Regions from separate parts of the Homo sapiens genome. Here region 2 is linked to region 1. Evidence: chromatin loops called from intact Hi-C (ENCODE). Cell type or tissue: dorsolateral prefrontal cortex. All regions are shown on one strand. Links, peaks and the distances in the headings refer to the core of each region. The heading gives the core; the rest is flanking DNA.

The links. A loop is a pair of places that touch in the nucleus more often than their neighbours do. Peaks named below come from ENCODE experiments on the same cell type or tissue, not always from the same donor. Only the 100,000 strongest peaks of a DNase experiment are listed, where the experiment ranks them.
Region 2: a loop joins it to region 1, with 2.2 times the contacts of the local background. A loop is called at or near these places in 10 of 110 quality-filtered maps.

The regions. Positions count from the first base shown.
Region 1 is chr7:92,704,400-92,720,569 of GRCh38, reverse strand. The region is part of intron 4 of CDK6 (cyclin dependent kinase 6); the gene reads left to right. Among named protein-coding and RNA genes, the nearest start is that of FAM133B, 120 kb to the right of the region's middle. RefSeq lists enhancers at 2,323-2,622, 2,643-2,692. In dorsolateral prefrontal cortex, for the core only: CTCF peaks have their summits at 2,465 and 2,757; DNase peaks (open chromatin) are centred at 2,029 and 2,449; H3K4me3 peaks cover 2,030 bases; H3K27ac peaks cover 2,500 bases.
Region 2 is chr7:92,757,758-92,774,412 of GRCh38, reverse strand. The region is part of intron 3 of CDK6 (cyclin dependent kinase 6); the gene reads left to right. Among named protein-coding and RNA genes, the nearest start is that of CDK6-AS1, 70 kb to the left of the region's middle. RefSeq lists enhancers at 5,333-5,872, 9,674-10,301. In dorsolateral prefrontal cortex, for the core only: no CTCF peak of the experiment used is centred there; no DNase peak of the experiment used is centred there; H3K27ac peaks cover 1,291 bases.

The DNA.
Region 1 (16,170 bases), core at 1,341-3,840:
TGCAAAATCTTTAATTTTTTTTCTAAACCTAATCATACAGCTTGGAGGGTGATATTGTTGCCATTGGATTTGGTGCTCTTGGAACTCTTTATCAACCATTTCATTTTGAAAAGTGGGGAAACTGCCATTCAAACAGGCAGTGTGACCAGCTTAAGTCTGAATTTACCAAATAGATTGTAAATGGCTTGGAGAATTCTAATGTTTATATTCTGGCTCTGGCCCACTATCCCCACTCCTCTTTTCTCCATACCAAAAATTCAGTACCCAAGAGGGTATCAAACTGTGTTCTGTGGAACTCTCAGATTCTACAAAGGGTATTTAGAGGTTCCACAAATGTTTAGGAGTCCATTTTTAAAGAATATTTTTTAAGTCTTGTTAAAATAATAAAACCAAAAACAGACAACTAGCTCATGCCACATTTTGACACAGTGAGGAACACTGGGTCATGAACTGGTGCCTCCTGGTTTTCTTTTTTTATGTAGACCTCAATAAAACTTTTGCCACATTGTGCACCTGAATGTCTTATAAAAGTATCATTGCTTAGGAAAAATGAAGCATTCTCTTGATTCAGTCCTATCTGTGTCCTCTCCCTTAAAATCACCCAAGTCCATAATTGCAACAGCACATTCATTGTGCTGCTCTCAGTGTACATGGGAATACTGTAAGGACCACCCAAGGCAATGCCAGTATTGATGTTTTTATACCACAGGTGATTGCCAACACCCAGGCAGTTAGAGCCAGCCACTCCCCAGGACAGCCATCATAAAGCCATCCGTGGGTAGAGAGAAGTGTACCCTAAAATGAGGTCATTCTTTTTGGTACCTCAGTATCTTTGTATTTTTGGGGCCTTTATACAATCATTTAATGCTATTCATGAAGTTAGCATTTTTCCTTCAAATGCCTGTGCCAAACACACCTGTATAGTTTAGAGAAACATTCCTCTTTGTACCATAATGGAAGAGTGGGAGTATGTTCCCATCTTTTTAGTGACTTAATAAAATTCTCACTAAGTGAATTATATTCTCTTTCTCCAAGAATCTTTTTTTCCATATTACCTTCACTAATAAAAGATATACATGTTCTGAAAACACCCTTTATTCCATAGAAATTACAAAAAGACAACAAGTAAATGTTAAACATGAGAAGACTTTTATTCGACAGCTGTACAAAGTACAAAACTTAATTTTGGAAATTTTTTTTTAAATCTGTAACTGATAAGATTCCCAATATTGCTTTATTTGAGATCATTAACTTATTTAATACCAGAAGTATTACAAAAATTGCCAGGGAAAGCATCAGGAAGAATAGCTAATGAATACTGGACTTGATACCCAGGTGATGGGATGGTCTGTGTAGCTGACCACCATGGCACACGTTTACCTATGTAACAAACCTGTACATCCTGCACATGTACCCTGGAACTTAAAGTTGAAGAAAAAAAAATTACTTACATCCCCTTCCTGTGCCTCTGATGATATTCCTTCCTTACTCTGACCTCAGTGTTGATAGCATTTAGTAACACTAACGGAACCTCGTGGATTCAGAAACTTTGATAAGCCTAGGGGAGAAAATCAATGAAATGGAGTTGTGGCTTTCAGTCAACAAATAATTACTGATCACTTTCTATGTGCAGACGCTGTCAGTGAAGCTGAGGGATGATGGTGAATGGAAATGGACAAGGTCAGAGAGCTTACAAGCGAGATGGAGAGATAGATCTGAATCAGATAGTCACACAAAGAAATGTCTAGTTAGAAACAGAGATAAATGCAATAAAGGAAAGGGATATGGTTTTATGAGGCCATATGATAAGGCTCAAGAACCTGCCTAGGCTAAGGGCCAGGGAAGCCCTCCCTCCTTACCCAGGTCAAAATGTGGGATGCTTAAAGAGGTCACCAGCATCCTCCTGTTGAACGCGCCTGGATGTGGGCCCTGTGAATGTGCGCGTCATGCAATTCGTGCTTGGGGTGTGTGTGTGTGTTTGGAATAACTCATTCCACGGCACCCAGTTGGCACCACCAAGTGACAAAGTGAAGCAGGACCAGAGATCGGAGAACAATGTCATCTTTTACAGGAGAAAATAAATTGTTTATGCTTGTTTCCTCTTCGTGCGTGTTGTATTTACTATGGAGACCTGGCAGGGTTTGTGCCTCGGCTTGGGCAGCCGAGTAGCTCCCACAGAAGCCTCCAAAAGCTGCCAGTGCATACTGAATAAATCAAACCAAGAACATTACATGAGTATAATGGAAAAAACCCAAAGCCCCGTCGCCTCGGCACCTCAGCGAAAGTGCAGGACACACCTCTGAAGCAGGAAGGGCTCCTGTGACTCCTTCCCCTCTCAACATCTTGCCATGACACAACCAGGTCTGTTTTGTTAAAACATCCAGTTGCCAGTACATATTTCATAGTTAACAATGGAGGGTTTGTGCCGGTTTCGTTTTCACTTTCACCAGTGAGGGAAGTGGAACACAATGGGGGCAGTGCACAGAGCTGGGAACAGGACACGTTTTCTTTAGGATTCCCAGGGCTGGGTACATGGAAAATGCCAGAGCCAAAACAAACATGAAAACCCATCCAGATTCTCCACTGCGCGTTCTCAGTGGTAATAAAACACATTTGAGTTACCATCTGATAGGTTAGCTCTGCCTCCACGGTGAAGGCAAATATCGATGACCACTGTGAGAATTTCTGCCATGTAGAAAGAGAATGTATTCCATACTGCACAGAAAGCTGCTGTTGGTGCATGTGCATGCATGTGGCTATCTAATTGCACCAAGTGGATTTGCGAAGTGAATCAAATGACTGATTCCCTTGTTTATAAAAGATAGTCATTCATTTGACTCACCTAATTCTAGCTCCTTCATAAGTGGTCACTGTTGCGAATTAGTTCTGGACAAAAACAGTTCAACTGTAATGCTACTGCCTGGAGGATGTTTTACTCGGAGAAAGAGCCAGAAGTTCCTTGCTTTTTTCCTACATTTGTTCAGCCAGCATCTATCAGGGTATGATACAGAGAATCTGGTTGTCTGTCTTTCTTTCTTTCTTTTTCTTTTCTTTCTTTCTTTTTCTTTTCTTTTCTTTCTTTTCTTTCTTTCTTTCTTTTTCTTTCTTTCTTCTTTCCTTTCCCTTCCTTTCTTCCTTCCCTCCCTCCCTCCCTTCCTTCCTTCCTTCCTTTTTCCTTTCCTTTCCCCTTCTCCTTCCCCTTTCCCTTTCCTTTCCCCTTTCCTTTCCTTGACCAGGTCTTGCTGTGTCGTCCAGGCTAGAGTGCAATGGCACAGTCATAGCTTAGTGCAGGCTCCAACTCCTGGGCTCAAGCCATCCTCCTGCCTCAGCCTCCCAAGTAGTAGGACTACAGGTTCACACCACCACGCCCAGCTACGTTCTTTTTTTTTTTAAGAGATGGGGGTCTCATTATGTTGCCCAGGCTGATCTCAAATTCCTCAAGCAATCCTCTTGTCTCAGCCTCCCAAAGTGCTGAGATTACAGACATGAGCTACCATGCCTGGGCCTGTTTTTCATACGGACACCCTATATGATGCCATTCAAAATCTCAAAAGCCTGAGGCCAAACTGGATATAAAGACTAAGCATTGTCTTAAGATTAATGAGACCATATGCTTCAGAAAGTTTTTCAAGTAAAGGGCTTCTCAGGGATCCAGAAGATGAAAAAACATTTTGCCTCCTACATTTAACATTTTTGGGAATATGCCTCTGTGCTAGTTTAGGGGCTTCTCTGAAGAGTTCTATTTAATGAGATAATTCCATCTCCCCTAAATTTGCTTAACTCAACGCAAGTGTTATATTCATACTCATAGGAGTATGAGACATGGTCCTTGGAATTGAATATAAAGCAACATTTCAATAATTTGGATTTTTGTGTCCTCTTTAATTCTTTGGACACGTGAGCTGCTTGTATTTTAGAGCTGTCACTGCTTCCTTTTAAGGAAAGGAGAGGTGGCAATATTTTGCTTAGGCTTTGATAATATCATAGTGTAAGTTTCTGAGTCAAGATAATGTTTCTCAAATTCTGTAACATTGGCCATATCCATTTTTATTCACTCAGTCCAAATAATGTATTTTAGCATTTCCTACAGTGCCTTCCTTGCACGAGGTGGGCACTTGAGTACATGGTGAATGAATGAATGAATCCTTACGATTCTCCAGTGCCTAGAGAATGAACTGTAACTCTACAGCATGGCATACAAAGTTTTTTGAAGCTCAGCTCCAACCTACCTTTCTGTCTTTCCATCGCTTCTACCCAAAGTGGTAAGCACATAACATAAGCACATATTCTTTATCAGTTTTTCACTATTCTTTGAACTTAATTGCTTTCACAACTCCCTGCTTTTACAAATGAATCAATGAATGGATTTCCTACTCTGCATTCTCCATGTTGCTGCTTGTGTCATTGCATCATCAATTATAAGCATCCAAAAAAATTTTTTTAATTTGTTTTAGACACAACTTTCAACTAATCTTCCCAATTGCCTGCGTCACTCCTTGATAATAACTTGAGCTCTGAGGGAGTAACATTTACACTTTGAATGTGTGTCTGGGCAGCCATTCATAACCTTCAGATAATTATTGTGCTTCATCCCTCTTTATTTGAGATCACAAACCTTGCCAGATCTCCTGACTTGTGCACTTAGATGTTCTGTATGTTATGCTTTTATTTTAAAGCTAAGATCCCTTGGGATCTTTGGAGAAACCATAGTGTCCCAAGAAGGGGTTGAAAATCTCTGCATTGCAGTTTCCCTTAGTCATTTTATCTAGTCCATTTGGGTCCTTGAGAAGATTAAATTTATGATCCTGTTATCTGTGTAGGTCTCTCCAAAAGTTGAGCTCAGACTTTTATACAATTACTTTGTAGTGCCGGATTTTCTGATGCATTTATTGACTTTATTGCTAATCTTCCCAATGCATTTCTAAATGATAGTCTTTGGCTGCTGAACCATTCCTCTTATTGCTCCTGCTTTCTGCTTTCCCCCTCTCTAGGGATTGAAACCCAGGGTGAGTGACATTGTTGCACCCAGCATCTATCTACAAGGATACTGATGATTTTTAAATCCTTCATAAATTTGAATGTTGAACTTTACTGTTGGCTGTGGAGGAATAATCTACCTTCAAATCTCAGGGAAACATCCAAAAGAGAAAAGGGGAAAGCGTAGGAGAATTTACTTTAGCGCTGCTCATATATTTATTTTGAAGGCTGGCAGAATCTAAAAATGGGGCTGTAAATTTAACAGCTCAACCATAAAAACCCCAAAATAAGGGAGAAAAAGCTCTACTACTTCAGGTTTGGATACTGATATAAAGTTACAAGATTCATTTTCCTCTTCTGTCTTAAATTCTTTTTAAAAAATTTCTAGCACTGTCCTTCCCTTTCTTTTTTCCCATTTCGATTTTTAATAATTACTTTTTTAAATGTTACCAATGCTTTGAAATGTACGGAAGTGTTTTATAAATACATGGCTGGCATATTTCAGTTGATAGATTTCATGGTGACGTTAAATACTATCTGCACCTTATGTAACGCTGGATGATTTCAGTGAGGTAGGGACTGCACATGGTATCAGTTCTTGTGGGAAAATATGCTTCAGTGGCTTACTGGCACTGGTTTTGGAATGTGGCATTTAAAAGTACCTTTTTACAGTGGGAAAGAATTCTGTCAAGAATAAACAGTCTGACCTTGTTAAATGGGCCAAAGTCTGTCTGTAACCTAGTTCCAGAAAACTAGCTTTTACTAGTTTAGAAAAAGCAGATTAGAAAAAGAAAAAAAAAAACTGTAAAACTTTTATAAAGTAAAGCATTTAAAAGCTACTATCAAGAATGTGAAATAAATTCCTAAAATGATGGTCTTCACATATATTCATGAGAATGTCCTTACCTGTCTATAAAATCCCATTTTTGCAGAATGGATGAAAGATCAAGACTACAGTTAGTCAGAAAAGGAGATTTTCTTTTTCCTGGAAAGACAAGACTGGCATGTAGAAGGGAGCTGTGGGAACAGCCATACAACATGGACCACTGTGGGAAACAAGCCCGTTTGGGGAGGTGAAGGAGTAAAAATTCCCAGTGACTCCCCATTGCCCACACACTCAAGTCTGTATACTCTGAGCTCCGGAATGCAGCAGTCAACTGTTCCTAACCTTTCTCTCCATTCTTGCTTTCCCACCCACACCAAACCCATCTCCACACACCCTATGATCTTGCTATCCAGACCTTTTTGCTCCTTCTTGAAAAATCATGCCATTAGATTTTATGCTTCCGTGTCACTAAACATTCTCTCTGCTTAGATTGCCTTTCCCATTCCCAGCCTAACAATCTCCTACTCATTCTTCAAGACTCAGATGCCATCTCTGAAGTCTGCCCAACTCCCCAGGATAAAGTTAAGTACCTACCCTCCCGTGCACTTTTGATTTGCCTGTAATATAGTAGTTCTCATATGGTAGTATCCCCATTTGTTTGACTTCTGTCTTCTATTTTTAAAAGATTAACATTGCAAAATAGCCATTTCAGCACTTCAGGTAACAACACACAGGCACATGGTAGCTGCTCAGTGAGTGTTTATAGAGTATATGTGGGTGGTAAAATAGGAGGTTTCTGAGTAGAGGAGGTAGAGGAGGACTGAGGTTGGGAAGGGATGCTGTTCTTTAAATATTGACTTCCCTGAAAGGTGCCATTGTGGTTTGTATCTGCATCCATCTTGAAATTTAAACACCAAGAATTAAACTTATTTTGTTAGTCACTTTCATTGCTAAAATCTTGTGTTTATATTTAGAAGATATTCTGGAAAACCAAAGTTACTGCATTTTACACAAATGCATGACTAGTCAGCTGGTTGGATATTGTCAAGAGTGCACAAGATCTCAGTGATACTAGTTCTTTTTTTTTTTTTTTTTTTTTACTTTTTTTAAATTTTGAGGACTTAAAACAAATTGACTTGGTATTTAAAGTTATATTTCTTCAGCTTTCAGTACAGAGCAACAGAGTAAATGGAAGCTTAATCAGTGATACTCATTCTAATCATAACCACTTTTAATGTTAAATGACTAATTTATCAATATTAATTTAAGTCAGGGAACATTTTTAATGGAGTTGTAATAGAAACCAAATCTTGGGTTCAAAAAACCAATATAGCTTTAATAAAACTGCATAAATGTTTTAAAAATCAAATATGTAAAATCAAGTAATTTGCATATGGGCTTTGGCAAAGTTTTTCAAAAGCTGCCTATGCATTTAAAATATGATTTACTAGATTAAGATGCATTTTAAAAGACTTTACAGGTTTATGTATATTATGTAAAACTACTTATACTGTCTGGCCACTGTAGTTTTTACTTGATATACATTCAAAAATATTGTATTAGGAAAAGCCACAGATAGCCCATTGTGAATTGTAAAGTGTTAATGTCAACCGGGCGCAGTGGCTCACACCTGTAATCCTAGCACTTTGGGAGGCTGAAGCAGGCAGATCATGAGGTCAGGAGTTCGAGAGCAGCCTGGCCAATATGGTGAAACCCCGTCTCTACTGAAAAAATACAAAAATTAGCCAGGTGTGGTGGCGCATTCCTGTAGTCCCAGCTACAGGCTGGGGCAGGAGAATCGCTTGAACCCAGGAGGCGGAGGTTGCAGTGAGCCAAGATCACTCCAGCCTGGGCAACAGAGTGAGACTCCATCTCAAATAAATAAATACATACATACATACATACATACATACATACATACATACATACATAGGATTAATGTCTAAAGAAGAGAGAAACTCACATGTTCTTATACCCAAACTGTCCACTGTCATGCCTTTTATTGGCAAGTAGATGTTAAAAATGTAGCACAATATTTAAGATTTTGACAAGATTGAATAGTCCATTTAAAGTAAGAAAAGCTTTCAAGAGTGACCTCAGCAATTTTACACAAGTTGAAATAAAATCTTGTCTTTATCTTTTCTTTGTATTTATTGTTCTATCTTTATTTCTATAACGACTTCTTGGTTTTAGGATGTGGGGCTGAAAAACTGCATTTAAAGGTCATGTTGCTGCTACTATATGCACAGTACAATTTGTATTTTCCATCAGCTTATCATTTGTAATTTTTGTACTCCTGTTTTTAAAGGCATCAAATTTTTTCAATAGTCGATTGTAGTTCTCAAGTATTGTTAGTCCCATAATATTTTAGAAAAATAAGATATTCATCAATTGCTTTATTTTTAATTCACATGCATTTACTCAGTAATTTTGTTTTTAGAAATTTGGTCTTAGTAGACAATTTTTTAGAGAGAAATAGCCCCATTTATAAGATAGAGTTCACCAAATCCAGTGGCATTTTTTGCAGGTTCTTCCACATTCCCTTTGTAGCATTTGTATATGCGAGTCCCCGCTCCCTTAAACTCTCATGGTTCTTTTTTTTTTTTTGGGACGGAGTCTTGCTCTTTCACCCAGACCAGACTGCAGTGGCGCTCTCTCGGCTCACTGCAAGCTCTGCCTCCCGGGTTCACAGCATTCTCCTGCCTCAGCCTCCTGAGTAGGAGGCTAATTTTTTGTATTTTTAGTAGAGACAAGGGTTCACCGTGTTAGCCAAGATGGTCTCGATCTCCTGACCTCGTGATCTGCCCGCCTCAGCCTCCCAAAGTGTCACGGTTCCTTCTTCAGTTTTTTTGTCTGCATTCTTTGTTCATTGCTAAAATTATTTTAAAATTTGAACATTCCACCAGTGTGGTGGTTAACGCATGTAATTCCACCACTTTGGGAGGCTGAGGCGGGCAGATTGCTTGCACCCAGGAGTTTGAGACCAACCTGGGCAACATGATAAAACCTTGTCTCTACAAAAAATAAAAAAATTAGCCAGGCATGGTGGTATGTGCCTGTAGTCCCAGCTACTTGGGAGGCTGAGGTGGGAAGATCGCTTGAGCCCAGGAGGTAGAGGTTGCAGTGAGCTGAGAGATCATGCCACTGCACTCCAGCCTGGGTGACAGATAGACACTCTATCTTAAAAAAAAAAAAAAAAAAAAAAAAAAAAAAATTTGACCATTCCAGGTAGGTAAAAAAATGAAAAGGGAAAATCCTCAATGATCCTTCCTTCCAGAAAAAAAGCCACTATTAACAGTTTGTTAAATGAACTTTTATATTTTTTGCTACTTGTATACAACCCTCAGTATGGGTGTGCATGAGGGTGGATGTGGATGTGCCTATAATAGTATACATACAGGTTTTCTGTTTGTTTGGGATTTCTTGTTTACTTGTTTCCATTTATTTATCCTAGGCATTTTGTCCATATCTAACATATATTAGCCTGTTATTCTTTTTCTTACTTTCACTGTGTAAATTTACATAATATTTTTACCCAGTCTCCCAGGATGAACACTTGGGTGGTTTCTCATTTTTTGGCTGCAGTGAACATCTTTGGGCTTATGTTTTTTTCACTGAAATACTAATTTCTTTTAGGATAATTATTTAAGAAATGGTACTACCAGGACAAAGGACAAAGAATGCACATTCAAAAATTTGATAATGCCAAATTGTTCTCCAAAAGGGTTTCAGCTCCTACTCCTGCACTCCTTAACTGAATGTGAGAGAGCTCACTGCTTTGTCTCTCCTGAGTGCCTCTGGCCATTGCCTTTGCTGGCGCTTTCTGCTCTTCCTGTCCTCTAATAAAGCATCCAGCATGTTCTGACTTCAGCCCTTTCTGTGTCTGACTCAGGTCCATGGCTGTAACTTTCATCTCCGTGCAGAGGTGTCCAAGTCATCCGTCTGCCCGGGTCTCCTCTGAGTATCAGCCCTCATCTCTGCTTTTCCCCACCTCTCCATCTGGTGTTCCATGGCAGTAGAAACAGATCATAACAAAAAGATCACTCATCAGCTTCTCCTTTCCTAGGCAATTCTGCTTTGGTCTCCTTTGTTTAACTTCATTACTGGTAATCACCAAAGCTAGAATCTTCAGATTTTTTTCTGGACCCATTTATAGCATCATATATTTAGTTACAAGTACAAAATATCCAATCAAAGTGTCTTGAATAATAATAACGTTTAAATCTGATATAAGAAGTCTGGAGATAGGTAATTCTGCAATTGGTGCTGTTGCTTGATGGTATCATCTTGGTTCCGATAACCGAATATTGGGAAAATACCATTCCTTCTTCTTTGGTTAGTTGAGAGTGTCATCCCTCAGGGCCTCAAGATGGCTGCCACAACTTCAAAAGCATTATATCACATACAACAGTATTCTAAGCAGTAGGTGAGGAAGCAGGGGCCAAAAAGGGTTTTATTGTCTCTTTAATCAGGGAAGACAATCTTTTCCAAAAGCTCTTTTCAAACTTCCACTTTAGGTTTCATCACTCATAATTGAATCCCGTACCTACCCATTGACCAATCAGTCTGTAGATAAGCATATTGCTACCCAAAAGAAAATCAGGTTATGCTAGCCAGGAAAGCAGGGGATGGCTGTTGGGTGAACAACGAATGTACAGGCCCTTCATTAGTCTAGAGATACACCCCCACCAAGGCAGCAGGGCCACTGTATAGGTAGGAACATCTGCTGTTGGTTTCTTTCAGAGGCGCACTGATATATTCACCAATCTCTAATAAAATGTTTTATAAAGCACAGTGCATTTTTCCTTACGTGCTCCACATATGTTGAAAGCAGAAAGCTTTAGAGTTTCATGGAAATGTTGATTAGACTAAGAATGATTGCTTACCACACCCACCAGGACTATGATTCCTTAGATTCCTTAATAATAGCAATCAGCAAACACTTTTTGAGTATGAGCCATCTATCAGCAATCAGCAGGTAACATTCTTCTCAGGCAAATTCAGGAAGCTAAGGATTGCTTTTAAAAACAGTGAGGCAATAAGAAAAATTATGTTAAACTAAGAACTTTTAAAAAGATGTGAATTTCATTAATATTATTTACGTAATTTATATTACATAAATAGTATGTTTGTTATTAATATATTCATATGATTAAAAGTAATATTCAGTATTTGGATGCATAAATAAAATACATATATGTATATATGTGTATGTTTTTTTAGTTACATATATGTATATGTAAATCTGAAGTTGCCTCTACAACTCTTACCTAGCCAGATAAACCCTGGTGAATCTAGGAGACAAGCATTGTTAGATCTAGGAGAGTCAGGGAAGGCTTCTCAGGGGAGCTAATTTTTGAGGCAGGCTTACAAGTGAGGAGGAGTTTGCCTGGCAAAGCACAGGGAAAGGTGTGTTCTAGGTATGGGGTTGAGAAACATCAGCTCATGTTCACACACACAACGGCAAAGCAGCAAGAAGTATGTGGGTTGTTGAGCAGAGTGCTTTAAAACCTTTTTTACCCTAAAAAAAAGCAGTCTACTACAATGTGATGAGTGGATTGGTAGGGAGGATTTGGTGTGAATTAAGAAATTGATGGCAGGGAAACCAGCGTGGAGGCTGTTTTAAGAAAGATGTGTGACGAGGGGCTACGTGAGAGCAAGAATGAGATGGGACAGAAACTGGAGGCTGTTAAATGTAGATCCGGGGAAAACATGTTCATGTCAAAATCTGATATGAAATTTACTTTATGAGATAAATAAGAAATAAAAATATATTTATTTAAATCAAATAAGTGTCTCTGGTCATAATTGCCTTCATACTGTACTGTTGTGGATGTGTCCTGACACATGCTCAGAACATAGTAGCCACTACTGATGTAATCACTACTATTTTTACTGGCAGTGGTATTGAATATGTATAGTAATTTCTCCTGGTATGATTAACATTTTCATTCAAAACGGAACAAATTGTATAATGAAGAATCTCTATATGACATCTCACTAGTAGTTGTATAAATCAGAAATTTTCTAGTGGTTTAATGTTTATCCCAATTGTAATTCAGATGAATCTATCATGAAATGACTTTTTTTTCTTTTACAAACAGAGCCTTTTAAAAAATATATTTCTTTTTATCAGGACTTAAATGATAGATGTTTTACTTTATTGGGCCTAAAGTGCCAGTGACATGGTTATGTTCTAATTAATTAGCCACCTATCTTTCTGTTTCTCCTTTTTCCTCCACATAATCCAGATTTTGCTAAAGTTGGCAAATTGTATACCTCACTTGTGGTCGTTATATGACTAAACCCTAATGAGGGTTATGTAATGTAAACAGCCACAAAATACCATAATTTACTTTTTTCCTTAGACAACAAGCACCTTGAGGGAAGAAACGGGCGTCACATAGATTATGCTCACCAAATAGCAATTGGTAATGATGATGCACTTTGAAGCTGTTTATGTCTATTATAAAAGTAATATATACTCATTATAGTCAAATTTGTGTGGTCTTGGTTTATCTCCATTCTCCATTCTTGGTTCACCTCATCCATTCATTTCTCTAAAATGGTAACACAGATTAGTTTCTCAATTTCAAAAGTCAGATAATCAAACTGGGGTTTCAAAGAAAGTTGTAAATTAGTAAAGAAAAGCGTCAAATTTTTTTTCAGCCCTTTTTCGATTTTTCTCTCCTTGGGGCTAATTACCTTCATTCACCCGTCTTCCCTCACTATTCCTAAAGAATAACAAGTTTAGAAATTAGATATTGGATATAATCCAGTAAGAGTCTGTTCAGTTTGAGGATTTTTTAAACAACTAAATATGCCTAAAAATTTCATCATCACCACTGTGTGTCTTCCTCCATCTGCTCATCTGCTGCCCATAATATCATACACTTGATAATGGCTGTTTCTCTTAAGAGAATAATGTCATGTTCTTGAGGCCAGAGATTGTTAAGTTGGAAGAGTCTGGGAAGACAGCAGAATTTAAAACATTATATACCTAGCATTCTTTCTAATACTACATTTATTTATCTTGTGAGAGAGAAAGAGACTGTGAGTGTGTGTGTGCGCATGCACGCACGTTTTCTATATCTCATCAGGTATTTGTGAATAAATAGTTCACACCCTTCCAAGAGAATAAGTCCTTTCTTTTCTTTAAACAGTGACTCCATTGATGTTGTTTTAGAATTTCTTCCCTTGTTTCTCACTTCCTTCTTGGCAACATTGTTTCTGAAGTCTTGAATTGATTCAAGTGTTCCTGGAATATTACTTTTTCTCTCCTACCATTTTCAAATATAGGCAAAGAGATAATTTTTTTGAAAAACATTGCTTCCTTCAAAAAGCAGTATAACGGCTATTATACACAGTATAATACCACAGTACATGGTTAAAGGGACGTATTCTGGAACCAGATCTTTTATACAAAGTTATTTTGCAACTTAACAAGCTGTGTGACCTTAAATAAGTTCTTTAGCCTCTCTGTATCCTGGGTTTCTTCTCTGCTAAAATAGAGAAAATGACAGTACCTATCTTAATAGGATTGTTGTGGGAATTAAATGAGTTAATACATGAAAAAGTGAAGTCCTATAATTAAATTATGTAATAGTAATACTCATCTTTGAACCTGAATATGAAGACAGGTAAAGAAATGAATATAAACCAATGAAACCATTTTATTACTGTTAATCAGTTACTTAGAAATCACTTTTACTAAAGTTTAGATTACTAACATCTTAGGGAGACCATTCTCTCTTTTTTCATTATTATTTCTCAAAAGAGAGAGTGTTTCTGGTATTCCTGAAATGATTATGCTGAAGAAATCTTTCCATTATCAGTTATTTAAACAATGTTGAAGTCTGGGGAAAAATAAAATGTATTTTTTCCAAGGCTACACACGTATCTATTCTTCGAATACAGGAAATTGAATGCACAAATCCAGACAGTTGCAGAATTTTCACTGAGAATCTAAGAATGAATCAGTGTGTTATTGTGAATGGACTGTATAGGCAGTATTAATTGCTTTGCTTTCAGGCACCATATCTCAGTGTGAGATCTCAGAGTCCCAGAAATCCAGTGGTGTTTCTTCAGTCTTTGTTCCTTGCTTACTTTCAACCACTAGGCAAGTAGTTGAGGATGGCACAGAAAAATTGAGTTGTGGCCCTGGAGCACAGACCTTCATGGTTGTGCTTTTCTTCTTTACCACCCACAGGACAAATTCTACAAAGACAAGAAAATTGTTTTTCACGAAGGACATTTTGTGTATTTAATCTCTATAGAGTGGAAGGCAGATGACTGGAAAGTAACAGCTCATTAATTATGAAAGTAAATTTCTTTCCCTACTGTAGTCAAAATTAGCTTTTTTAAAAAGACAGGGTCTCACTGTTTTGTCCAAGCTGGAATGCAGTGGTACAAACACAGCTCACTGTGCAGTCTCAGCCTCCTGGGCTCAAGGCCATCCTCCCACTTTGGCCTCCCAAAGTTCTGGGATTACAGGTGTGAGCCACCACGCTGGCCAAAATGAGCATTTTAATGTTATTTCTGTACTGAGCCATTTTGTATTCCACCGATCACTTCCTCTTGGGAATAGGTGGTAGTTAATATTCAGAAAGGTTCATTTCCCAAATAGGTTAGATTATTCTCCAGTGAATAAGTGACTCATTGTACTATGGATTAGGAATTAATGTCACAGATAACATACACTTCTTTCACATAGTCTGCTTAAGATGTGTCATATAAGAACTCTTTCAGCTATTAACCTTTCAAGAAAGTTAAAAGAAATTCCTGAGGCTTTCAGCCCAGCCCTTGTATAACCTGCACTGTCTTGTTTTGTTTTACAAAGCCATGCAGGAATGCCCCCCATTCAGAAAAGGAGTTGGTACCTAGACTAATAACTGAGTAGCACATTCAACCTGCAATTCTGGAAAATTTGTATTTAGCATTTCATACAATTGCTTATTCTCTAATTTAGTCTTTAAGAACATTTGTCTTAATATTGCTCTTATCTATCTAGTGCCCAATTCAGGATTCAGTTAAGCCACAGTACCATCTCCAAAGAAAACGTACCCTGGCTTTTTTCAGATTCAAGGTAAAGGTGTGGTTTGGCCACATAAGTAGTGTTGTGTAGAAACATAATTCAGGAGCTTCTGCAACATGACCTGACTGGGATCCACCTTTCTTTGGATGCTTCCTGCTCTGAATGCCCACAGCACTTCTTAAGCCACCCAATTCATCCTTTACATGAAACCTTTCACTCTCTACTTAGGTTTCATGTGATTTCCAAGTTTTTTTAATGCTGCTCAAAGCTCTTTGAGACCAGGAACAATGATTTGTGTTTGCTAAGCATGCCTTAGCATGGACCCAAAACGTAGGAGAAGGTTGGTTACTTGGTGAACAACTACTTGTTATATGCTTCCTCTCTTGGTGCCTGAAGGACATCGTAGTAAAAATACTTTGGATATTCTGGATATTTTGTTACTATTTTGTGTATATATGGAATTCTAAGTACACAGTATACTAATGAGGTAAAGAAATTTTCACAGAAGCAAAAACCAAGAGAGTTTACCACTACCAAGAATTTTCTAAAGGATGTACTTCAAAAAGAAAGAAAATAATCTCAAAAGGAATGCCCGAGATGCAAGAAAGAATGTCGAGTACATAGATTGGTAAAAATGTCCAAACAGATTCTTAATCACAGTAAATGTAAATGGACAAAACTCACCAGTTCGATGGCAAAGAATGTTAGATTAGATTTTTAAAATATTTCTCTAAAACCAAGTCTTTGCTTTTTCAAGAAACACCTAAAACTGATCCTCTGTTGAAGGGAACATAAAATGATACTCTACTTTAGAAAATAATTTGGTATTAACTATACAGTTTAACATGCTTATACCATGAAACCCTGCAATTCCATGCCTTAAGTTACATACCTTAGAGAAATTCCTGCACATGTGTACCAAGAGTCATATTCAGGAATACTCTGCAGCATTGTTTGTAATACCAACACTCCAAACAACCCAACTGTTCATATACAAAGGAATGATTAAATTGACACTGGTATATTCCCACAATAGAATTACACAGCAGTGAAAATTTAAAAATGAATGAGCTATAGCTACAGGCAATAACATGGATGAATATTAGCAATAATATTGAGGGGAATAAAACAAAAATGAAGAAAGTTATAAAGCATATGAAATATGTATAAAGCAAATCTAAATATTATTTAGGTATATTTATAGATTAACATTTTTTAAGGAAGGAAATGAAAAACATGAGACTTAGGATAGTGGTTGCCTGTGGGGGTAAAGAGAAGTAAAGAAGCAAGGGAATAGAATTAGAAATACAGAAGAACAAAAGAGAGAGGAGGG
Region 2 (16,655 bases), core at 7,976-10,475, 47 kb before region 1:
AGTTGTAGATTGTCTTAGACCTTAGGAAACATAGTTTAGTAAGTATAGCTCAGTCTTCTTCTGATGGTTTATTGTCTATGAGAGACATAATTTGAACATTATTCATGAGCACATTGTATATTATGATTGTATAATAACTCCGGGACAACCTATGCTATGTGAATCTGAAATATTACTTGTTAGGCCCTCCTTCTTTCTTCATTTTTCTTATTCATAAAACGTTTATAGGGAAGCCTAAGTAACCAGATACTATGCCAAACTCCTGGGATTCAAAGATGATTGAGACATGCTTTCTATCCTTAGAGGTCAGTAAACTAGATGCAGTATATTGACTGGAAGTTCTTCCTACCTTTAAGTCTAATGGAAAATGCTGCTGATAAAGTTTTGTTGTTATTTGCATTCTGCTTAACTGAACTTCCCCGTAGATCTTTTAGATTTATACACATCATGTGCGGGTCTTCATGAAAACCTTTTTGTCTGTGTGAATTAGGTAGCTTAAACAGACTCCTGCCTTATCATTCGTTGTTTAGAAATGAGTTATAGAATTCACCATCATTCTAGATAGAAGTTAATAGCTAAAAATAGTTTATCTTCTCAACAGACTAAGAAATGTCTTTAGTGATAGCTAAATGACGTTCTCAGATACTGACTGATACATTTAGAATTTGACATACTGAATGATTTATTCCTTTTGTTTTAGATTAATATTGTATTTTTTCCCATCTGGCTCTCATTAAAGAATCTGGTGCTTAACAATAGTCCCATTTCTTCCTGAGCAGTTTCAAGGACATTAAGGCCCTCCAAATGTAGGTATGCCTGATAGTTACCTGTTCTTGGCCATCTTCTGTCTGTGCACCCCTCTTTCCTCTGGCATTCTATTCCACCCCTGAAGCTTTAGTTCTCTCCTTTATGAGTTTGTCAGAAACCCTGTGTTCAGCATGCAGAGCAGGGCATAGTCCTTTTTCTTATACAGTTTTCTAGGCAAATTGGACTGCTCATCATTCTCTTGGTATGATCTGTGATTTTCCACCTTGGTGGCCTTCCTTCTCATGCCATTTCTTTTGCTCCTTCTCACCAGGCTATCTACCTAAATTTTTCAAGTGCCGTCTCAAAAGCCATTTGATCAACTCTTATAGCTAGATGTAATCTCACATGCCTTATAACACTTGTTCTGCATATCTCTACCTCTTTATCTTGTTTTCTGCCTTTAATTGGGATTTTTTAATGTACATATCTCATGTATTCAGTCATCCTCATGTCCTGACAGTGTCTTACACAATGATTTATACACATAGGTACAAAGTAAATAAGACACATTGTCAAGCTTTCTTTAGATGTAAGTATTTTCAAAATTATTTTTAAAATGACTTTCAAAGGCTTTAAACATAGACTATCAAAAAATCATTGACATTTTCTGATACATTTCTAAGTTCAAAGTTATTTGGGGAGTATCTTTTTTTTAAAAAAACAGACAGATGAGGCAACCATATATTTTATATCTTACATTACCACCTACATAGATCTTTTGAGCATTATATTAAATTATCCTAGTATATTGGAGGCTACTGAGTGGAATCATTTGCAAAGGCATCTGTGCAGTTAAAATGTTGATAAGCCAGAGTGGTTTACTAGACTCAGGTTTGATCAGGCAGGAGTAGAAATGAATTGGAATGGGGGGAATCTCAAGGGTGAGGGTGGAGGGGCAAGCAGGATAGGAAAAGGAACAGGCAGAAGGGTGGTCACCAAAGTAAGAAAGGGGAGGAGAAGACAGGGGGCAGTGGCTGAGCCAGGATGGAGCTGGAGGCTTGCTAGAAGGGGGTGATTGTTGCCAGAAGCTCTTGAACAAGGTGACATTAAAAGTTAATTTTTTTTTTTTTTTGAGCTTTTTGTCTATCTCCAGGAAAGGGAATGTCACTTCATTCCGTGTTGAACAGGGATTGTCCTGGAGGCTGTTAAATTTCTTCAGCCATTAGGATCAGCACCCCTTGATCCAAATTGTCAGATACGAGGTGGAGTTGGGGGCAAGGGGCTCTAGTTATTGAAGGTTTGTGGCTAATGTTGTATTGATGTTTTCATAGTAAAATAAACCATAGTCAAATGAAATATTTCAGGCAGTTAACTTACATGTTAGTGGTTAATCAAACATTTTTTGCTAACTTAAAAGCTAATTAGAAGACTCTTTTATCTTCATTCTTAATTTAAAAAAAAAATTCTGAACTATACTAACCTACTTTCCTTCCTTATTAAATATAAGGTTTTTTAAAAAATAATTTGAGTGTTTGTGATGCTTTAAGGTCATTGTTGAAAACTTGAATAATCATTTAAAAGCATAATAAAACCATCAAATGGATAGTTTTAGGCTGAATATATAACTGATACAAAATTATTTTTAATCAACACTCGTATCTTTTGTTTCTGTGATTGACTTGTTTTTAAGAATTGGAATGCAGAATAAACAGCTGCTAAGTAGGAGAATCTGAATTCTGGTTAATTGAAATTTTAAAGCACACAGCCAGAGAACAGAAATATTTTGTTGTTATATAGGCTCATTTATGGGAAGCCTTAATAACTAGATCAAGCAAATATTGTTATTCTGAACAACCTATTGGGAACACAGAAATTGATTCTTTATATAGAATGCTCTGTTGGAATAAGAGCTTCTCTGACTATACTCGTACAGATATTTATTGAATATTCACTCTGTGCAGGGAGGGTTCTGTGCTAGGCAGTTCAGGGACACAAAATTGAATTAGGCATGAGAAAGAGAGGACCTGCTCTGAAGGACCTTTAGAGTATAAGAGAAGAGATAAAATGCAAACACAAGCCTGTGGTACACATTCTGTATGGTTATTTAAGTAGTTTAGGGGTATTTTCAAGTCAAGAACAGACTACTTATGTATAAGTAAGCACAGTCTATATTGTGCCAAACTATTTTTTAAAATACTTAAATTTAAATTACTTTTCAAAGGATCCAAATCATAGGTATTAATATTGACATTGTCTTGCATAGATTAAAACGTATCATGTTGTTAAATAATTATACATATCTAAGATATTTTTATTTTTTTTTGAGACGGAGTCACGTGTCTAAGATATTTTATTTTTATTTATTTTTTTTTTTTTGAGACGGAGTCACATATCTAAGATACTTTATTTTTATTTATTTATTTTATTTATTTTTTTTTTTTGAGACGGAGTCACCAGGCTGGAGTGCAGTGGCGCGATCTCAACTCACTGCAACCTCCACCTCCCAGGTTCAAGCGATTCTCCTGCCTCAGCCTCCTGAGTAGCTGGGATTACAGGCACGGGCCACCACGCATGGCTAATTTTGTATTTTTAGTAGAGACTGGGTTTCACCATGTTAGTCAGGCTGGTCTCGAACTACTGACCTCGAGATCCGCCCACCTCTTGGCCTCCCAAAGTGCTGGGATTACAGGCATGAGCTACCATGCCTGGCCAGATATTTTAACATGAAATATATATAAAATAGAAAATCAAAACAAGACCTCATCTAAGATCATTTAAGCTCAGGGGATTTTCCTCTACCCACTTTCCTCTACCCAGTGTTGTGTTTTCTGTGGCACTGTTTACCAGTTAACAGGCCACTGAAACTCAGGATATTCTAATGCACATTCAGGACATAAATTGCATTAGTTGGGCAGTACTTGGATAAAACTAGGATGCTCCATGGTGTCTTACTAGATATCATAGGGGTAACATCATTTTGCTTATCATTTCATCAACACGTTTGTTAGAAAAGAGCCCATGATGATCTTACTTTTCTAGCTTACTTATATCACCTAACAGTTTTTGAAGTGCACTTAAGTGCCATTTGTTTTCGAAAAATAAAAAAGACATTAAACCACACCATAAGCCATAAGTACTAATAAAGGTTGATAGTTGGGTAAACTTATTGGGGAAACTCTAATTATTGCACGGTGCTCATGTGGGACTTTAATAAAGTACATTAAGAGTATAGGCCTGAACTGAAAATTTTCATTGAGAAGTTCATGAGAATAAAATAAAATCATAGGTGATTCTTTCCAACATCATTAAATATACCTTATTCTAAAAAAAAAAAAAAAAAAAAAAAGCATACATAGAAATCACATTCATACTTCATCTTGGGGTTTTCATCACATTATTTAACCTCTTTTCTTGATGTCCTTTAGGTGCATCCATTCTTGGTTGACAATGACATTTGCATAAAGCAGCCTGTTGGCTGCTGTCCTGTGAAGTCAACAGATATTCTAATTTTCCCTCATAGACTTATTGTTGACATATCTGGCTTTCCTCTTTCTAATTCAGGATATTATCTTTGGGTCTGTTTACTTGTGGAGGAGTTCAGTGCCATCTTTATTAAATTTTTATTGGCTCATTTGAGATTTAATATTGCCTTCCTGGGTTTCCATGCTGAGATTTATGAGGCAATAATTGACACCTTAATGATTGTGTTATTTTTTCTTTTAGAGTACGTGATAAATTCAGAGTATCTATGCTTATATAGCACCTTCCATTTATGGAGCTTTATGAGAAAAAAAAACAGCTCTCAGATTTTTATTTTTCTCTTTCATGCTTTCATCTGCCATCCTATGAGAGAGGGTCAGAAAGAACTGTAAAGAAATTTGCTCACCATTTTTCTTAGTAATTTGTAACTGCCACCCAGAATAAGAACTGTACACTGCAAGATACAGATGGAGAGAGACTCTTATGTAAAATATTCTCCTGTACAGGCTTTTCCAAATGTAATGCCCTCTTTTACTAAATCATTCATTTGGTATTTAGTCTTGTCTGTATAATACATTAATCTTTCCTAGGATATGACCTGGCTTCTCAACTATTTTATAAACTCTTTGAAAACCTAAAATTATTCTGTGGACATTCTGTGCATGAAACATGTTTGATAAAAAAAAATGTTTGATGCAATTGTCAATATAGTTTCACAAGTTTGAGGCACTGAAAGGTCACACAAAAGAACAGCAGCCTCTAAAATAGGACAGGGTTCTTTGAGCTCAAGACCATATGGCCTCTTTTGATGATTCAATCTTGGAATAAAATTTTTTTTATTTATGTATCTTTATGATAAATGAATTCTATAGAGCTTGAGAGGGCCAGAAAAGCTCCAGGTTCATGTCTGTGTGGGTCGTTTTCTCTGTGAATTAGATTTCATTTTATCTTCAATTGAATGTTTCTTAGAGTTTTCTATTGGTTGTAATATTTTTAGTAAGAGATAAAACACACTATTAGGTTTATTTTACAAAACCCAGACTTCAGAAACTGACACACACTGTTAATAGCACCTGTTTTTTGCCTCTGGGAAATGTCTGTTTTCATGAATAATATCTGCTTGCAGTAAACAGTGGCTCTGATGTCAGTATGGGATGCCCAGGGCTGATTCATCTTTCTCAGTTTGACATAATGCAAAGTGACTGACTGGTCCCTGTACTGCAGATGAGGAAAGCCTCTCAGATCTTCTTCTCTTCTCACTCCTAAAGGAATCAAGCCATGGCCCCTCTCAGCTCCTGGTGGTCTCCATTTTGCCTGAATTACGAGCAGGTGATTTGTCTCATCTTTGCAGGACACAGAGCAAATTAACATGAAAATATCGCTTCCCAGAAAACAAGGCAGGCTTGAATGCCCTGTCGCTGCTGGTCATTAGCCATCTGCCACCGACACTCATACTCTGTTTATCACATTTGAAATTCAGAGCAGATGTTGCATAATAAGGTGATCCCAAAAACAAGGCAAGAAATTCAAAGAACAAATACTCTACCATAATGATAAAGATCTTGGAAGGAAATTTTTTTCAATCTAATATCATAGCTGCACTAATTGAATAGACCATGTTTTTAAAAACACACACACATCTCTCCTGGTATTTGATGCAAACTACTTTTCATAGTAACAGGAAATAATTTTAAAAAGAAAGTACATTTGTGAAAGACACCTGAGAGGACTGTTCAATAAAGTCTCTTTAAAGAAGCAAAGTCGAATGTTGGAATAACATAGTTCTGGTTTAAAAGACCTCATAGATCAGTGATGCCATCTTTTACTGTAAGATGGGCCTTAACCTACAGCAATTTGACTTAAAATAGTTCACTCCTCACAGTATAGTAGATCTTTCAAGGCTTTTAACTTGCGAACGTGGTTTCCCAGTTTATTTTCTTTTTGGCACTCAAGACCCTGTGTTTTCTATATCCTTTGTTTTCACTGTTTACCCCTCTACAAACTCCCACCACCGCTATCAGCCTCCCACCTTCAGCATCCCTTGTCTCTCCAGAACTCTGCCCCAGCTTACCCTGGCCTTAGGCTCTCTCCAACCTGAGTCCCAAGATTCTTTCATTTTTAGTTCTTCTGCCCTTCTCCATTAATGTAGCTTTTTACAGTATTGGTTATTATAATGTTTTACCTAGTTGATTTATGCACATTGTAGACCCTTATTATGCCTTATTCAAAGTATATCACTTATAGTATATTAACTATGGTGTTTAGAGACATTCTGTTTTTTTTAAAAAACAGGCATCCAAACTTTTACCAGGAATGTGACCTATATTCTGTGGAAGACGAGCTTTTAATATAGTCTTTTGACTCCAAAGAAATATTTTCTCCACAGAAACCACAACTTTACTGCCCCTCCCCACTCTGCACCCCTCTGCCCCCACACATACTGAGAGTTTTGAAATTTGGGGTTTTTTTTTAAAGACTATACTGCTAAGCAAAAATTAAGCAGCCAGCCTGAGAGTAGACAGGGGGATAAATCAAAGCAGTGCCAGCAGCTGACCACTGAGTGGAATAGGAGAGATGATTTGAAGGATGGAAGAATAGTGAGTCAATACTGAGTATATTCCAAATTCAGGGGGAAATGTAGAGTGAGTGAGCTCTAACAACTGTGGGAGTTTATACTACTAAAGTCAGAAGCCCAGATCTAAAGTGTAGAGAGAAATAAAATCTTCAGTGTAACCTTTCTAATTAGTAAGATTTCAGTGTAATCTTACTAATAATTTCCATTTGTTTCCCTCTGCTCCAATCAGGAACATACATATTGTGCTTTCAAGTATCTTTCATTCCAAGGGAAAACTCAGTAACTCAAGCAACTTCTTAAAGGAGAACATTTTTATGCAGTCTAGATTCTGAAGACTCTCAGAAATAAATCCTTTTGCAAATTCCTAACCCTTATAGTAGCTGAAAATATCAGAAGAGAAAGAGGACAGAATTATGCATGTGTATGTATCCTAACAAAAAATATAACAGCTATTTAGTAGGTTTTTTAAAATCTCCAATCCTATAAAAAGCTACATTAATGTAAAAGAGCAGCAGAACTAAAAATGAAAGAATCTTGGGACTTAGGTTGGAGACAGCCTAAAGCCAGGGACTAAAAGGAAGCTGGGGCAGAGCTATGCAGAGCCAAGGGAACCTTTGGTGGGGTACAGGGGGTTGATAGTGGTGGTAGGGGGATAGGAAATATGGGTTTAAGAAAAGCTAGTTTCTTTCTAAAGGTACTGTAAGACTGACTCACTAAATAAATAATGACTCACTAAATAGGCAAATGACACTTAGATTCAGCTAATAACAGATAAGTTAGAATCTCTTTAGAAAATGCTTCCTCACCCTAGGCATTGAATCTGTTTACAAAGTCCATTAAAACTTGCAGGTAGTATATACCCGTTTATATCACCATGGCAACAGATAGCAGAGTGCTCTTCTGCGTAGAAGGAAGGCTATTTCTCATCTAAATTTAGCCTGTGCTAAACTCCTTGGTTGCAGTCTCTTTTTTTGGCTCTTCTTCCTCTAAACATGGGAACATCCAAGGCTTCACTGTCAGCCTTCTTCTTTTCCTTGGCTACACTTTCTAATCAAGTGATGTCATTTAGTCCAGAATCTTCAAATACCTATTCTCCAGCCTGACGTCTCCCACATGCTCTTGGTACAGATAGTCAGCTAACCATGTAAAACATTGACCGAGAATCCTCTGCCAAACTCAAGCCTTCCCTATCTGCCAGTTGTTTGAGCCCCAAGTTTAGGCATAATTCTTGATTTTTTGCTTTCCTTCACAGTCTTCATCCAATCCATCAGTAAGTGCTTTTGGTGTTATCCCCAAAAGATATCCCCAATCTGACTACTTCTCAATATCTTCATTGCTATAGTTCTAGTTTAACCCATCAACCAGCTTCCTAACTCAACACACCACTTCTGCTCCTGCCCCTTTATGGACCATCCTCTGTATAACAACCAGAGGGACCTTATTAAAGCAGAAATAAAATTATCTAACTTCCCTACTGAAAACTTAGCTCCAGTGGTTTCTCATGACCTGTAGAATAAAATCAGAAGTCCTACATGATCTAGTGCTCCCCACCCCCTGCCTTTCTGATCTGCCTCCACTCTTCCTTGGGCCCACGGTTCTCCAGCCACAGTGGCCTTCTTTCTGTTCCTCCAGCTTGCTTCTAGCTCGGCATTTGTCCGTGCTGATTTTTCATCTGTTTGGAATGCTCCACACCCTCTAGCTCATGTCATGTCTTCATCATTCCTTCTCTGACCCTCTCAGCTACAACTCCACATCTAGTTATAGTTTATCACATTACACCACATTATCCTATTTTATCTTCTTCTTCATAGCACTTAGCTGAAATTATCTCATTTATTTTTTATGTTTGTTTTTTAATCTTTCCCAACTAGATGAGACTTTAAGTCAAGACTCTAGTCCATTGCACTAGCTCCAGGGCCAGCATACTGCCTGGAACATAGGGGATCCTCAGTAAACATGTGTTTGTAACTGTACTAGGTGTTTATCTTCTAATTAACTCAGAAATGTATGCATCAATACCACCATTGTACAAGCCAGGAAATGGTACTTTTTCAAGGATAAAATTTTTAAATATTTATATTACAGAAAAATAAGCTGAAGGTATGTTGTATCTTGGCACATTCACTTTGCACTTGCGCATTCAGTTCTCTGTGGTGGGCCGGGATTCTGGGATTATCTGTGTTGTAGCTAAGAATATAGCTTGGTTTAGAAATAGTCTAAAACCAATAACTGATCCTACCAAAACTATAAGATATATTCTCCTTAAAATAGTACTAATTCCAAAAATACTAACTGAATTCCAGAAATTGTTCTTCCCCGGGGTGGGACGCTTAAATATGTTTTATACCAAGGATGGAGAACTAAGCTCAGTGAAGAGACGGATGGATGTCATGAATTTTAGACCCTATTCTCGTATCTCAGGAGTATATATCTAAAAAATAATTTTGTAGTGATACATGTTTTTCATTTTAAAATTACTTTCCCTATATCCCAATTGTATGCTGTCTTCCCCATTCCCATCACGAGAACTAGAAGCTTCAAAGGAATAAGTTATTTTTTTAAATCTTTGAAGTACTATACTATATTTATTCATTTGGATTTTATCATTCTTACCCAGAAATTTCAGATGCCCATATATATTAAGTTGAAAAAAAGGACCATTCTACTAGAGCAATTGCCAACAATTTGCAATATTGTCATTACAAAATTTTAAATCAGTGAAAGGCATACAAAGTAGGTATCCATCAGTTATCTGAGATAGTATCTTATTCCTCATTCCTAAGCAAGGTGGAAAAAATTAAACAATCGTTTCATTGCAGTTAAGTAAGTAATTACTGGTTCTAGTAAGTAATTGTTGAATGAATATGTGGTTTCACAAAAAGTTGTATAATGAAGCCTTGCAAACCCCATAGTGCCAGTTATGAGAATCTGGTGTCTTCAGTATGTAGAATAATGTTGTAGTTACTGTCATTCTGTTCTTCCTCTTCCTCATCATCACCCTCTAGAAGCAAAATTGTCCTGAAAGATTGATTCTTACGGTAAATCAAGTGAGGAGGAGAGGTTGGCCTGAATATGGATTCATATATTTAATTAAGGACTTAGCATCTGGGCACTGTGACACTTGGAGTTTAGGGAGTAAAAGAGAATTCCTTGAATGTCAGAAATGACAAAGTGGGCTGGGCGCAGTGGTGCACACCTGTTATCCCAACACTCTAGGAGACCAAGGAGGACGCATCACTTGAGCCCAGGAATTCAACAATATGGCAAAACATGGAGAAACCCTGTCTTGACAAAAAATACAAAAATTAGCCAGGTGTTGTGGTGCATACCTATAGTCCCAGCTGCTCAGGAGACTGAGGTGGGAGGATTGCTTGGGCCTGGGAGATTCAGGTTGCAGCGAACCATGATCACACCCCTGCACAGCAGCCTGGGTGACAGAGCACAAGACCTTGCCTCAAAAAAAAAAAAAAAGACAAATAAACCTTGGCTACTACCATGTAATGGTTAGATTAATTAGGATGCCTGGAAAATGGACTAAACCCAACAGGTTTTTTTTTTAAACCCAACAGATTTTGCAAAAATGAGTAACTATCTAATAAAGGGTTGATAAAGGCTTTGTAAACACTATGCTTTGTTTCTCCAAGTGTGGTCAGTGAATCAACCACCTGGGGTGCTCACTTAAAATGACAATCCTGCCCTAACTGATTCCTCATTGTCAAACATAGTCTCAGGAGGGAGTTTCTAATAAGTACCCTCTGGTGACACCAGACACTGCAGCTTAAGACATACTCCCAACCCCCGCAGTATGTCATATGACACAAGTGGGAAATGGAAAACATCTCCCTTACATTCTGAGATGACTCAGACATCTGGAATATTTGCTTGCCTGTGCATTGGTAACCCCAGCCAATCAGTAGGTTTAGGCAATCTAAGCCCAGGTGAAGTCAGGTGTGGTGCTTTACTAACGTCATTGATATGTAGGAAATTTGTTTAAAGGCACTGAAGTTTTATTCCTTAAAATGTTCTATTGAAAAATACTTACTCATTAATAGGAGATATAAATTAAAGAGATGCTTAGGAATAGGAGAATTCCAACTAAAAATTTTTAAGCCACACAAAAATCTTTCCTTTAAAAAAGTGTTCATCACTCATTCATGATTTGACCTTTGAAAGTTGCTATTTGTTTCATATACACTAATGATTTAACAGTTCTCTAGGGTCTTAAATTAGTAAACCATTACCAGACTTGCAAGTGTAATGGGTCAGAATTCCTACTCCTGTTTTATTGGTAAGGAACCAAAACTATATTAAATTTAAATATATCATAGTCATAGGTTTTTAGTGCTGACACCAATGTGGCTAAACCTAGTACTCTGAGGCTCATATATTGAAAGCCATGAGTACTCAGAATCTAATTTTCTTCTAATTGTCATTCTAGGCCTTTAGCAAATTTAAGCTAGCAGTTTTGCTGATTTTTATATTACCAGTGTTCACTGTTGTCACTGGCCATACTTGTTAATTTTTTATTTCTTGGCCAAAACCAAAGAAAATATTTATCATTCTACTGTAGTATAGTCATACCACTTTTAGATTAGAATGTTAAACCAAATGTAGCAAAGATTGGGGACTGCAAGGCATAAAATAATGTTTAGGAACTGCAACATTAAAAGATAAGTTTACTATTAAGCAATCAGATTTAGATCAATCTGGAAATAGCTATCCTCAATTTAAGATGTTCTAGGCCGGGCGCGGTGGCTCACGCCTGTAATCCCAGCACTTTGGGAGATTGAGGTGGGTGGATCACAAGGTCAAGAGTTCAAGACCAGCTTGGCCAGTATGGTGAAACCTCGTCTCTACTAAAAATACAAAAAAAAAATTAGCTGGGCATGGTGGCACATGCCTGTAATCTCAGCTGCTTGGGAGGCCGAGGCAGGAGAATTGCTTGAATCCGGGAGGCAGAGGTTGCAGTGAGCCGAGATTGTGCCACTGCGCTACAGCCTGGGTGACAGAGCGAGATTCCATCTCAAAAAAAAAAAAAAAGGTGTTCTATGAATACGGTTAGTATGGAATAAACACTTGTTAAAATTTTAATTTCACTAATATATCATATGTTAATATTTAAGTCTGGAACTGAGAAATTCACCATTACTCATAGCTGAAGACTTGAAATGTTTGTTGAGACTAAGATGGTATAAAAGCTATGAGTGAGGGCCCTGCTTCCCTCTGCTTCCTTCCTCTACCAAAATATATTCCGGGTCGGGAGGATGGGGTTCAAGAATAGGGAAGAAATAGGTTGGTGATCACAGGAAGAGAATTGGTTGAATGAGTCACAAAAAAGAAGGAGAGATTTATTTACCATAAATAAACCAAAAAGAAAGTGCTTTTTTAAAAAGCATGTGATTATGCTGAGTGTAAGTGCCTGAAACATTACATTGCTAATTCTTGTCCCCCCCATTATGATTATTACTCTGATCATAGCAATTGATCTTGTAAACCTCAAGTCCTTTAATATTTCAACCAGAAACTAAAGATGAGTTGACTTATATCTTTAGTACAAAACTATGTAAATTGAAATAAACACCACAGAAGGACATAAATATCAGTTAAGTTTTGTCTTTGACATCATCTTTTCTTAATGTTGCCACTATACTAACAGCCCATGATATGCATCTTATCTTTGCTGCAAAATCCTAATAAAAACACTTGGGAACTTGGAAGGAAGTAAAACACAAATTACATTAGAGTGAATTAAGAAAAAGAGTTGCATTTTGGTATCCTCCCAAGTGGGGAGATTTATGAGAGCATCACACATGAAGAGAAAGGACTTCTTTTTTGTTTCAACTCCACCATCACTTTCTCCACAGTTTCACTGGACTTCTTACTTTATTTATCACCAAGTTCTATAATTAACATATGGTTCATGTTATTGATTTCTCAGGTTTCAAAGTAAAATAAATTGAGCTTTCTTCCACATTTAGAATATACAGTTTTTTTAAGGAACTCTAAACAAAGGCACACATTATTTGTAAGTTGGAGAGCAGCTGCCAGAAAACAGAAAATTAGGAATGGAGTCATGAGTGAAATAATGGAGATACTGTTCAGAGGTAACCCTTTGTACAGCAGGAAATTTTCCTTAGAAAAGAAGACAGCTGAGTTTGCTTGTAAATTTTGCTAGAAACAGGCCTGATTTAGTAACATTTAGTGCTGGTTAGGAGGCTGAAGACAACACTTTCAGCTTTGGATACCAAACGAGTGGCCTGTTTTATATTTTGTACACAGTCTAAATACTTTATAGTTTCAAAAGATATGTGTGTAGGAGAGAGCTATTATTAATTTTTTAAATGATATAATAATATGTAAACAAATATTTTTCAGATCTGGTAGTAGAGTTTTCTAAGTGCGAAACAGTAGAAAATATCGCAAAGGAAATGATTCATGCATTAGACTATAAAAATTTTAGACTGAAAATATTATAAATAAAACTAAAAAGCAAATGATAAAATATTTGCAAAAACTATGGCAAAGGTTTAATATCCTTAATATATAAAAAGCTCTTACAAACCACTAAGAAAAAGGAGATTACCCAGTTTAGATATGGATAAGAACATGAACAAATTTGCAAAGATGTACATATATACAGAACGCTGGTAGACATGGGAAATGCTCAACCTCCCAAATAATTAGAGAAATGAACAATAAAAAAATGTACCATAGGGGATGATTAAATACATTATGAAAATTTATCTAGCAAAATGAATACATCTCATAGGATGATTTTTCAAAAAATCTCATATTGTTGAAGAATAATTGCCTAAAGAAATACATATATACAATATGATCCCATTTTGGGAATGTATTTCAAATACATATATTAAAAAACTAGCATGAAATTATTAACAGTATATATCTCTGTCAGGGTATTATGGGTTCCTTATAATTTATTGTTTACAATGGGTTAGTGCCATACAACATTAAAACCCTTTGACATTCCCAATAATTGACTGGTTTTGCCCTACAAAAATGACAGTTTCATATAATTCAACCCAATATTTTTATAATCCAACAAAAGGCTGTTTTAGCATACATCTTATTGGGGAATGCCCTCTATTACAGAAAAGTTGAAGTTCTCACATCTGAATCTTTATAGCCCAACATAAGAATTAACAACATAGTGTCACTTCCTTTGCTCTTAGGCAACACAAAGGGACAGGTTTTGTAAAATAATCAGTGTGTATACATTAAAAACATTCAGTACATGTTTACTGATGATGATGATATTGATAAAATAGCAAACATTGAAGGACTAGGAAAAATGATATGATAAGTTTTCTAATGAGATTTATTGACACCATTGTTATCTCCTTTAGTCTTACAAACATTTTACCATTAAATAGTATAATTGGGCTATGGAGAAATTTCACTTGATTGTAAATGGAAGCAATTGCTGATGAGAGTAAATTTTTAAATTAATGTCTGTGTACAGAATACAGTAAAGTTGCAAGCCTATTTTTACTACAATGACAGTTACTGATACAGGGATTTCTGTAACAATCTCTAGGCTTTCAATACTTTTAAAATCCTGGATTAGCAGGTACAGGGAGATTGTCCGTGAATAGATAAGATATTATGAATGCTGAATTGGTTTAATGAAGCAGTGTTAGATGTCTTTCCATTTTCAGTTTTTCTTGAAGCAAAATATTTAATTTGAGACTTGAAGTGCTAACAGCAATCTTCATTGTATGTGCATGGCCATACAGCAACATGTTTGTATATAACTCCACTGTCCACTCAAGGACAATATACATTTCTTTCAAATTAAATGGGATAAAAGGGGAAAGTGATGCCAAACAAAGGGAATTTGTGTGTATGGTTTTTTTTTAAGCTTTCTTTTTTCTTTTTTTTTTTTTTTTTTTGCCTTAAAGTCTGTTGTTCCATCCTACTGTGGCCTTTTGAAAGTATGAAGGTGAAAATAGACCAGTATGGATAACAGTAAATGAAAACTGCTGAGGACACATCACTTGCAGAAAGATAAATACCCATAGTTTTGGTAATGCCCCTGTTGGATTTAGAAAACTGGCCCCACCACACACATTTTTTAAAAAAAATAACTTTTATCCCAGACCAAATCATTTCTATAGTAGCTAAAATTGGTGTGTTCCAGACTCGTCCTGTGAGCCTATATGCCATCAAAGCAGATACACTTAAGGTGGAGGCAGCAAGCCCTGATGCTAATCTGAAACACAGGTTAAAGGAGAGTCCTATTTCACTAAGACAGAAACCACTAAGCTTTTTTGCCTCCAGCCAAAATAACAAAGTCCTAGCCTTTGGTGATTGATGAGCATGTTGCCAGGGGAAATGGACTGGAAAATCATCGCCTTGTCTTTTACTTGCCACAGGAAAGCCATAACAGAGATCTCTATTCTTCTTGTTCTGATAAGAGACCTAAGGAAGCATGAAGAAGGGCTAAGAAGCCTGGGTGTGTGTTATATTCAGCTGCTTGCTGGATTGCCTTTTAAAATACAATTTGTAGTTCCCTAACTCACAAATAGAACATGGATAGTTGGCTAGCCTTTGACAAGCCATGCAGCTTTTTAACCACAGCTTCAGCAAAGTTTTGGGGTATAAAATCAGTGTACCAAAATCGTTAGCATTCCTATACACCACCAACAGACAAGCCAAGAGCCAAATCAGGAAGGCCAGATCCCATTCACAATTGCCACAAAAAGAACAAAATACCTAGGAATACAGCTAACCAGGGAGGTGAAAAATCTCTGCAATGAAAATTACAAAACACTGCTCAAAGAAATCAGAGATGACACAAACAAATGGAAAAACATCCCATGCTCATGGATAGGAAGAATTGATATCATTAAAATGGACATACTGCCCAAGACAATTTACAGAATCAATGCTGTTCCTATTAAACTACCAAAGACATTCTTCACAGAACTAGGAGAAAAACTATTTTCAAATTCATATGGAATCAAAACAGAGCCTGAATAGCCAAGGCAATCCTAAGCAAAAAGAACAAAGCTGGAGGCATCATGCTACCGAACTTCAAATGATACTACAGGGCTGCAGTAACCAAAGCAGCACGGTACTGGTACAAAAACAGACACATAGACCAATGGAACAGAATAGAGAGCCCAGAAATGAGGCCACACACATATGACCATCTGCCCTTCCACAAACCTGACAAAAACAAGCAATGGGGAAAAGATTCTCTATTCAGTAAAGGGTGCTGGAATAACTGGCTAGCCATATGCAGAAGATTGAAACTATACCCCTTCTTTACATCATATACAAAAATCAACTCAAGAGGGATTAAAGACTTACATGTAAAACCCAAAACTATAAAAACCCTGGAAGACAGCCTAGGCAATACCATCCTTGACATAGGAATGGGCAAAGATTTCATGTCAAAGACACCAAAAGCAAAAATTGACAAGTGAGCTCTAATTAAGTTTATGAGCTCTGCACAGCAAAAGAAACTATCACAGAGTAAACAGACAACACCCTACAGATTGGGAGAAAATATTTGCAAACTGTGCATCTGACAAAGGTATAATATCCAGCATCTGTAAGGAAATTAAACAAATTTACAAGATAAAAAAATTAAAAAGTGGGCAAAGGATATGAACAGACACTTCTCAAAAGATGATATACATGTGGTCAACAAGCATATTTAAAAAAAGCTTAATATCACTGATCATTAGAGAAATGCAGACCAAACCCACAATGAGTTACCATCTCACACCAGTCAGAATGGCTATTATTAAAAAGTCACAAAATAGCAGATGCTGGCAAGGTTGTAGAGAAAAGGGAACACTATACACTGTTGGTGGGAGTGTAA